Linked DNA regions of Homo sapiens: region 1 is linked to region 2. Evidence: read pairs that join two places in POLR2A ChIA-PET (ENCODE). Cell type or tissue: GM12878. All regions are shown on one strand. Links, peaks and the distances in the headings refer to the core of each region. The heading gives the core; the rest is flanking DNA.

What was found. Peaks named below come from ENCODE experiments on the same cell type or tissue, not always from the same donor. Only the 100,000 strongest peaks of a DNase experiment are listed, where the experiment ranks them.
Region 1: POLR2A ChIA-PET joins it to region 2 with 7 read pairs; 1 of 35 experiments calls an interaction of 5 or more read pairs at or near these places.

The regions. Positions count from the first base shown.
Region 1 is chr7:155,718,878-155,724,268 of GRCh38, reverse strand. All of the region lies in intron 9 of RBM33 (RNA binding motif protein 33), which reads right to left. Among named protein-coding and RNA genes, the nearest start is that of RBM33, 77 kb to the right of the region's middle. In GM12878, for the core only: no CTCF peak of the experiment used is centred there; a DNase peak (open chromatin) is centred at 1,978; H3K4me3 peaks cover 1,220 bases; H3K27ac peaks cover 3,115 bases.
Region 2 is chr7:156,700,923-156,706,313 of GRCh38, reverse strand. The region is part of intron 15 of LMBR1 (limb development membrane protein 1); the gene reads left to right. Among named protein-coding and RNA genes, the nearest start is that of RNF32-AS1, 44 kb to the right of the region's middle. In GM12878, for the core only: no CTCF peak of the experiment used is centred there; a DNase peak (open chromatin) is centred at 2,043.

The DNA.
Region 1 (5,391 bases), core at 95-5,094, 980 kb after region 2:
GCCAGAAGAATTGCTTTTGATACTTTATAATAAAACAGGACTTCTCTCCAAGTGTGCCTTAAAAATGCACCTAAACAGAACCACAGGTCTTCAACAACTCCTGGGAAATTAAATATTAAAAGAAAAAAAAAAGCAGTGTGTTTTGTAGGACACATCACTAAAAACAGGTAACTAAGATTTCCCTGCACAGAGGAGTTCCAAGACTTTAAACTGTGTCCAACATTTCACAGGCTAAATTATTCAGTTGCAGATGGGCAAACTACACTGAGGTTTAAGTCTCTATATATAGCACTCTATATCCGAAGAGAATTTAAAAGGTGTCCCAGTCAATGTAACAGATTTACTTAGCCAATAAACGAAAAACAGCCCTCCCTTGGTATGCATAGGAGATTGCTTCCAGGCCCCCGCATATACACATGTTGTACAAGGGACAACTATAGTTTATCACATACTTTATAAAGCAGTTTTTACAAAGTAGCTCAACAGCTCCAACAGAAGAAACAAGAAACCAATTTTATGTGATTTCAAGGAGTACCCCTGGCCTTTGACTAATTAGCATGGACTTGAACCCAGCCCTATCTCTATCCAACACATGCAACGCATGCTGACCAAGCAGCAAGTTAAAGGGTTACTGAATTTGATAAACCACCTTCTTTAATAGCTGTTACCATAGTGTTTAGCTGCTCGTTACTGCCGCAGATGGGAATTCATTGATATGATTAAATTTGATGGTATGATAATGTATGGTAATCACGATTAATCAGAAACCCACTAGCAAGTGGAGGATGTTGGGTATTATGTCACGTGCATTTTAAACTGCATTCTCTCCTTGCAAGCCTGACAATGTTTGACAGCTGGAAGGGTCTCCTACTATATTCGCCTGCTACTACTTATAGATCTGATCAGAGAAAATGCCCATCATTCCTTCCATAGCTTAAGTGCTGGTAATTATAAGGCATTGCAAGCATGTTGTAAAAACAGTAGGTGTTCAAAAGCAAGACGTTCTTTCCTGGATGGAATAAAGTCTGGATTCTCATCTGCAAGGGCTGTAATAGAAAGAAATGTGATTTGATGCAGCAGTCTCATCAAACATGATTTGCATGAAATGGCCTATAAGACACATCCAGGAAACATCATTCACTGCCACCTGATACCATGTGCCCAAATGTGGCCCAAACTATAAGATGTGTGATGTTCTGTAACTACAGAGTAAACACAAATACGAACCTCGTTTGCCAGGTCTAAGTAAGTAAGAACACGATTGTTAAGAAGATGCATTCAAACTTAAAAGTATAGTTTATTTTAAATTTAAACAAAAGGCACTAAGAAATTATTCAGCAGCCCAACTACCTGGTATTTAACGGCTAACTGAAATATCACTATTTGCCCGAAACACCAATGTAAAATCAAAGGACTGAATAGTTTTTAAAATTTTTAAACTTATTTTAAAATACTCTAGGTCAGGAATCTTTAAAATGATTTTTTCATAAGCTTAAAATTTAGCTCAGCACTTTTTCACAAGCTTAAAAACAGCAATTGCACAGAAAAACTAGATTCACAAAAGTCTCAAAACAACATGTTAAAATATTCCAACAGTTGACATTTTATGTTACTTTTTTTAAGTGGGCAAACTTTAAAAACAAAAAACTCTCTGAGGACAAATACATGACTAGAAAATATACTTTATGGATAAGATAAGGACTTACAGCTTTATATTAGTGACAAAAACACCAGGTATAGCCTTTGCAGAAAGAGAAACCAATTAGATTAATTTAATTGTAAAACAGAGAACATCTGAAATGGAAAACAGAATTTAAAGTGTAGAAACTTACTTTCAGAAAGGTAACTAGCCTTCCACACCACTACTTCCTTATTTAAAAGACAAAACAAAACACAACACAGTGTTTCGTGAAATAGCATTCAGCATTCCTGACATGAACAAAAATGTGTTCATTAAATGGACTAGTAGATGGTTAAGAGGCCAGACCAGAAGACTGGACAGAGCAAAGTGCCCAAATGTAACAGGGTCATCAGTCACACAGGACATGTTAAGCTCTGAGGGTATGTTACTTCCTGTGCTCATCAGCCCATGTAAGTATTCATAACTTATGTAACGGAAATATGTTTTACAATCAGAAGAAAAAAAGTTTCAGAGTTCAGAACTAACGTGCATATCTGTAACTAAAATTAAGTACATAAATCTAATTTTTAAATGGAAGCCTAAATTACAAAGCACTTTACAGAATTCCTTAAATGAGGGACTAGGGAAGGACATGCATCCTAGTGCAAAGACTAACATAACCAAGAGCAAAAGCAATTTTCTCCAAAATGATCAAAAACAAGGATCCTTTTCTTAAGACACTTATTTTGACATTCAGTTATTTGTTTTAAAAATCATTTCTTAAATTCTCCAAATAATGCTAATTAACAAGAAATAAAAATATTAGTCTAACTACAAGCAAAGCCCAGAATACCAAATTTTGGCCTCAGATTTGGATTTTTAAGAATAATTTTAAAGAATAATTTTAAATAATTTTACACACTATGAAAAATGGTATTTCACATTTGGGTGCCTCAATTTCTGTAATTTTTAATTAAAAAAACTAGAGGTATTATAACTCAGCAAAATTTCTGGACATACTAGTTCTAAACTAAGCATAAATAGCAAATGTATCATACAGCCTTTAAAATTTGGAAATCTAGTGGTACTTTTGCGTATTGTCTGCCTTTTTTTTAACTCTTTTAGTCAATTGGGTATGAAGCTGCATTCTTGTATAGTTAAATGCATGTGATATAATTCTACTATACAAATTCACATACGTTCTTGAATACAACAAGTAAAAAATATAAAAATTAAAAAGCACACCCCCCCTTTACATTACTTATTCTATGTAGGGCTCCTAATAAGCAGTAAGGTCACTCTATATTAAGTTTCTGGGTATGTCTATTTGACAACTATGTGCTCCCTCCCGCCTCTCTGCACAGGGCCTGTGGCTAAGTGCACCACCGAGCACAGGATGACCGGGACTCTGGCACGGGTGTTTAGCCACAGACATTCACCAGATATCACACAAATAGGAGTAAACACACAACTATGACTGATGTGAGGAAGCTACATATGCACTACTACGAGCACAGCTTTGGATAGAATGTTACCTATCCTAGGAGCAATGAGAATTCCTTTAAAGGTACTTAAGCTGGGGAAAGGAGAGATTACAATGAACCTTGATTTGCTCAATTGCAAATTTCATAACAACTGGCACACAGATTTCTGAATTCAAATCTATTTTTGCGTACTAAGAAGCACACTGACTCAAACAGACCACCTGCTACATTTGAAGTTCAATGTTCCATCACTTTGTGTGTGCGTGTGTGTAGTCAGTTTTTAAAGCAAAATTAGGTTTGACAAATATTGATTGAACCCCAAATACAGAAAACCACCAGGATAGAAACTGAGGGGCATACGGCCATCCATAAGAACCAAGACAGAGCCTGCAGCACCTCCAGCCACCAATAAGAAATCTCCAGACGGCTTTGCTAAGCCACAACAATGTTGTCTTCACTATTCTTAAATTTTACTCAAATGAAAATTAGCTTCAAGGACATAAGTTAGGTTTCATTTAATGATGCTTGGTTCATTTTATAGCTTAGAGACAGCACTATGCAGAGCACTTGACATAAAGTAGATCCTCATTAAATGTTCACAAAATTACATTTACATTCACAGGAACCAAGTTTAATCTAGTAGTAGAAAAAAGAAAAAAATAACTTTACTCAACGAAGATCTGGCTTACAAGTAAAACAACGAGAGGTAGCCTAGAGTTTATTTTCCTTCCCAACAAGACTGGTGGGCTTTTTAAAAACACAATACCGCTACTGTATTTTAAAAAATACACATTTCATGATTTTCTCTAAGGGAAAATGATTTGAGAAATAAGTAGTGCACTGCACGCGCTATACCCCAAGTTCACTGTAACATCAGCACTTGGGACTTAAAGGAAGATACGTGTTAAATCGTGGTAAATACCTGGGCTGAAGAGAACACTTCTTAAGCTATATGCACATACACAGCTCATTTCTAGCCCAACTATTTCTGATCACCCACACATACTTCCCATCTCAAAAACAAAAATTGAACATTACACCTCGCAGAAACTGTTCAAAACTGCCTTGAAACATATTTACCATGCTTAGAGTACTATATAACTGAAACGCAAGTTCAATTTCTCACAAAAATGTTCTTTTATTATCCTCTTCTAATAGCGGCAAAGTATTCTAAGGTTTTATTCCTAGCATCAGATACAATTATACTTGCACAACTGAAAAATGAAATAAAAATTGCAATTGACTATTCTAAGTTTATATTAGTAAACATTTTTACAAAAATATAAATTACATTGCTTTAGGTTTATATCTTAACTGCAAATGCTTTTCACATCAAATTTTATCCTTGTAGTACAAAATGTGAAAACACATCCAAAAATGATTTTAACACAGATATAATCACAGTCCTGAAAAAGCAAAAAGTATTTGTCAGTGCTTTATAATAACTAGCAGATAAACTACTCCACAGAAGAAATGTATTCAATGACTAAAATCATACATGTCAGCCTTGGGTAATGGATCTAATAAAACTTGACTTTTTAGACAACTGCTTCAAATAGATACCCAATAAATATCATCTAATGTTTTAAAAACAACTAATTTTTAGAACTTGGTAAATAACTTATAGAAACACATTAGCTAAACATAAAGAAATCAGGAAGAACCAGCTTTAGAAACCATGTCATAATTCATAACTACAAGTCAAAGAAATTTCTATAAAATACTCTGAACCTTAAATCCAATAATGTTATTTTTGAATAATCACCTGATTATACATTCACATCCTTCATTTAACCTTTCTGCTAAATGCCATATATAAATGTTATCTACTGAAGTACCAAAGATAAACAGTTAAATAAGCCATTTAGATACTCCCTGAAAATCAGACTATTTAACCTAAATAAGACTACCTCTGTTTTACATATAAATGACATTAAAATTTTATGGTCAGTACATTTTTTCCCCTACACTGTTTAAAAAAAAAAATGTACTCTCTAGTTTAGTAAAACCATGAACAAACTACACACTGAACCAAAAATTCAAATAAAATAAAGTGTATATATTTAAACAAATATAACTAGTTAATGGGCTTTTTCTTCTACCTAAAACATGTTAGAAGAATGGATAAAATTACTGAAGATACAGCAAAGTGTGCATTTCTGTGTGTGTATAAGTGAATGACAGTGTGTGTGTGTGAGAGAGAGAGAGAGAGAATATATGCTTTCTTTTAAAGGTATTTTCAAGTGAAAACCTTCATTTTAAAATATAAAATGAGTGGCTCATTAA
Region 2 (5,391 bases), core at 66-5,065:
ATTGCTGTCTGCCTCTTTCTTTAGCTGTAGTAATATTTGTTTTATGAATCTTGGTGCTGTTGGCTGCATGTATATTTGGATGTATTGTTATATCCTCTTGCTGAATAGGTCCCTTTATCATTATATAATGACCTTTGTTGTCTTTTTTTTTTTTTAACTGTTTTTGATTTAAAGTCTGTTTTATCTGGTGTCAGTATAACTACTCCTGGTCTTGTTTGTTTTTTTGTTTGTGTGGAATATCTTTACTTTGAGGCTGTGTCTTCATAGGTAAGGTGGATTTCTTGTGAGCAGTGTATGGTTGGATCATGTTTTTCTCTATCCATTCCACCAATCTGTATCTTTTAAGAGGAGAATTTAATCCATTTATATTCAAGGTTAATATTGATATGTGAGGTTTTGTTCCTGTCATATTTTTTCATTGTTTTCTAGTTTTGTAAGTTCTTTGTTATCTTTTTCTCTATTTCTCTTTGTGGTTTGGTGGAATTCTGTAGTATTGCCATTGGATTCCCTTCTCTTTCTCCTTTGTGTGATTGTTTTACTTGTGAGTTTTATACTTTCATGTGTTTTCATGACGGTGAATATCTTCCTTTTGTTTCCACATTTAGGACTTTGAGCATTTCTTACAGGATCTGTATAGTGGAGACGAATTCTTTCAGCATTGCTTGTCTGCAAAAGACTTTATCTCTCCTTCATGTATGAAGCTTAATTTTTCTGAAAATAGAATTCTTCAATGGCAGGCTTTTTTCTTTTCTTTTTGCGACAGAGTCTCACTGTGTCTCCCAGCTGGAGTGCAGTGGCATGATCACAGCTCACTGCAACCTCTACCTCCCAGGCTCAAACAGTCCTTCCACCTCAGCCTCCCAAGTAGCTGGGACTACAGGCACATGCTACCATGCCCAGCTAACTTTTGTGTTTTTTGTAGAGATGGAGGTCTTACCATGTTGTCCAGGCTGGTCTCGAACTCCTGGGCTCAACCCATCCACCCACCTTGACGTCCCAAAGTGCTGGGATTACAGGTGTAAGCCACTATGCCCAGGGGCAGGCTTTTTGTTTTAGTGCTTTGAATATGCCCTCTCATTTTTTTTCTGGCCTATAAGATTTCTGCTGAAAAGTCTGCCATTGCTCTTTTCTTACTGATTTTAGAATTCTTTCACTTTGACTTTCGACAATCTGATTATAATATGCTGTGGTGAAGTCCTTTGTGCAGTGTATTTTTCATGGACCACTGGACCTCCTGTATTTGGATGTCTAAATCTCTTGCTATACTTGGGATCTTTTCACCATTTATTTTATTAGATATGTTTTCTAAACTTTTTGATCTTTCTTCCCCCTCAGGAATCTGTACGTTAGGTTTTTATGTAGTCTCAAACATCTCCAAGGCTTCATTCTTTTTTGTTCCTTTTTCTTTATTTTTGTCTGCCTGGATTATTTCAAAAGACCTGTCTTTCACGTTCTGAGATTCTTTCTTCTATTGGTCTATTGTTGAGGCTTTTGATTATATTTTATACTTCCTTATATTAATTTTTTTGTTTCAGAATTTCTGGTTTTTTTTTTTTTTAAAGACAACTATTTCCTTAGTAAACTTCTTATTCACATCCTATATTGATTTCTGATCTTTGTACTGGTTTTCAGATTTCTCTTACATCTCATTGAGCTTGTTTGAAATTAGTATTTTGAGCTTTAATCTGGCATTTTGAGGGTTTTTTTTTTTCAGTTAGGATCTATTGCTGGAGAATTATTGTTTTCCTTTGAGGGTGTCATATTGCCTTGGCTTTTTCAGGCCTTTTGTATCTTTACATTGATTTCTGCGCATCCGGAGCAATAGTTGCTGCTTATTTTTAAATTTACTTTCATTGGGAGGGGACTTTTTTTCTTGACTATGTGACCATGATGTGTTTGGGCAGGTAGGGCTGTTTGGCTTTGTTTCAGGATGTGCAGTGATAAAAACGCTGCATGATTTCTTTGGCTATAAATAGCCTTTGTGGTAGCTGTGGGTTTGTTGGTGTTATGGGGCGGTTATTGGTGGCAGCTATTGTGAAGTTGTACTGGGGACTGGAATGCCTGATGGATCCCTTTTCAGGTTTCATTGGTAGCAGTGGTGGGCTAAGCATGTCTGTTCTTGTGCCATGGGACAGTGTATTCTGGCGCCTGTGTTGGCAGTTCCAGGCTATTTCTTGGGCCTCTGTGTAGCTTTCCTGGATGCTGGTTGTAGTTGTGTATGCTGAATGGGTAAGTGGGCCCTCAGCCCCCTTGTAACCCAGGGTGGCATGGGTCATGGTGGTAGCAGTGGTTGTGCAATGATCTTCTAGTTTCCAAGCACTTTGCCCTTGTGTTAGAAGTTGTTGCAGTGGGCTTTGCATGTTGACCTCTAGGTCAGTAGGCGATGTTTACAGGTTAGAGCCAGCTACAGTGGGTACAACAGGATTTGTGCCCAGCCTCTTTTCCATGGGAGAAGTACTTGGGTGTCTCAGGTGGCAGATTGGGTAATGGAAAACTCATGAGCCCGGATGCCATGCTCCACCTTGGAGAGGCATGGGGAAGGGCCCAGGCAGAGCTGGACTGGGCAATTGTACTCAGGTCCCCCATGGTGATTGTATGCAAAAGTCCCAACAAGGGTAGTGAGGCAGCCCCCAAGCCCCTGGGAAAATGCTTGGGTGAGGGGTGGCCACCACTATGCCAGGGTCTCAGCCTAGGGAAGGATTGACATTGACAGCCCAAGCAGCCACAGTTGTGGCCAGCAGACATGGAACTTGTGTCCCTCTCCTATCCTTGTTCTCGTGGAGTGCTCCCTCCCTTGTTCCGACTGTGGCAGCGAACCCAGGTATCTAGTCAGTCCTAGAAGTTTGCATCCAGTCTGCCACTCAGCTTAGGGCCGTGGGAGATGCCACCCAGCCCCCATCCTGGCCTCTGAGGCAACTCTCCTCCTGCTGAGGTCTTAGGAGACAGCCTGGTTCCTGTGCCAGTTGGGCTGGATCCCAGGTCATGCTCATTTCTCAGTTCTGGCTGCAGGAGTTCTTCCCCTACTCAAGCCTCTTTTCTGCAAACCCCAGCCCAAGTCCCCCTAACTCCAGTGGTTGGTGCTGCTAATTTCCACACATTGTTGAGCAGCTAAGATCAAGAATGGCATCTTACTGTAGCTGCCTGGGTCTGAGAGAGCACATAGGACACACCCTGGAGCAGTTTCTTCTCATGGTTTCCTGGCTGCTCCTTAAATGTGATTCTGAGATTAGGAGAGTCAAGGTGCTCTCCAATGGCCTGGATTGTACAGTTTCCCAGGGAAAGTGGACCCCAGAAGGACACTCACTTACACTCTTCCATATGGGGGATTCATTCCCCATTTTTGGCCCCAGGCCACATGGGCTGCCTGTTTTCCTTCTCTTTTTCAGAATTCGACTTTTCCTTTTCAGGAAGCTGCTTTTGCCACAGTTTATCCATTTACCTACTGAAAGACATCTTGGTTGCTTCCAGATTTTGGCAGTTGTGAATAAAGCTTCTCTATAGATATTCATGTGCAAGTTTTTGTGTGGACAAAAGATTTCAACTCCTTGGGGTAGATATCAAAAAACATTTTTCTTGGATCATATGCTAAGAGTATGTTTAGTTTTCTTTTTTAAAAAACCTTCTCTGCTGCTGCTGAGATGTGAAAAAGAAGTAAAAATATTAAGAAATGAAAAAAGAAAATTTAACTGTCAAAGTGTCTTCTAAATTGGTTGTGTCAGCAAAAGAAACTATCATGAGAGTGAACAGACAGCCTACACAATGGGAGAAAATTTTTTCAGTCTAACAAAGGTCTAATATCCAGAATCTACAAGGAACTTAGATAAATTTACAAGAAAAAAACAAACCTCATTAAAAAGTGGGCAAAGGACATGAACATACAGTTCTCAAAAGAAGACATTTATGTGGTCCAGAAACATATGAAAAAAAGCTCAACATCACTGAGCATTAGAGAAATGCAAATCAGAACCACAATGAGATACCATATCATGCCAGTCAGAAGGGCAATTATTAAAAAGTCAAGAAACAACAGATGCTGGTGAGGTGGTGGAGAAATAGGAACACTTTTACACTGTTGTTGGGAATGTAAGTTAGTTCAGCCATTGTGGAAGACAGTGTGGCGATTCCCCAAAGACCTAGAACCAGAAATACCATTTGACCCAGCAGTCTCATTACTGGGTATATACCCAAAGGAATAAAAATCAGTTATAAAGATACATGCACATATATGTTCATTGCAGCACTATTCACAATAGCAAAGACATGGAATCAACCCAAATGCCCATCTGTGATAGACTAGATAAAGAAAATGTGGTACATATACACCATGGAATATTATACAGCCATAAAAAGGAACAAGATCATGTCCTTTGCCTGGATATGGATGGAGTTGGAAGCCATTATCCTCAGCAAACTAACACAGGAACAGAAAACCAAACACCACATGTTCTCACTTATAAGTGGGAACTGAACAATGAGAATACATGGACACAGGGAGGGGAACAACACACACTGGGCCTTGGTCGGGGGAGGGAGAGAATCAGGTTAAACAGCTAAGCATGTGGGGTCTAACACCTAGGTGATAGATTGATAGGTGCAGCAAACCACCATAGCACATGATAACAAACCTGCACATCCTGCACATGTATCCCAGAACTTAAAATAAAATTCAATTTTTGAAAAGAGTGGTTGTACCATTTTACATTCCTGACAGCATAGAATGAGAGTTCCTGTTGCTCCACATCCTCACCAGCATATGGTGTCAGTGTTCTGGATTTTGGCCATTCTCATACATGTGCCTGACCTTCTTTGTATAACTATAAATTAGTTTGCACTTCCTAGAATTTTATATATATGAAATCATACAATATGTACCATTTACCTGACTTCTTCTACTCATCATATTTAAGATGCATCTGTGATGATGTATGTATGAATAGTTCATTTTTTATTGTTGAATAGTACTCTCTTGTATGTATATATCACAATTTGTTTATCTGTTCACCCATTGGAAGACCTTTGAGTTGTTTACAACTTTTGGGTATTGCAAATAATGCAGCTTGAACAGTCATATCAACATTTCTGTTGGATGCATATCTAGGAAGGGAAGATTTAATTTGCATTTCCCTGATAACTAATGTGATTATTTGCCATTTGATATGGTGTGGCTGTGTCCCCACCCATATCTCATCTTGAATTCCCACATGTTGTGGGAGGGGTCTGGTGGGAGGTAATTGAATCATGGGGGCAGGCCTTTCCCTTGCTGTTTTCATAATAGTAAATCTCATGAGATCTGATGGTTTTAAAAAGGGGGTTTCCCTGCACAAGCTCACATTCTCTCTTGCTGCTGCCATGTAAGAAGTGCCTTTCACCTTCCACTATGATTGTGAGGCC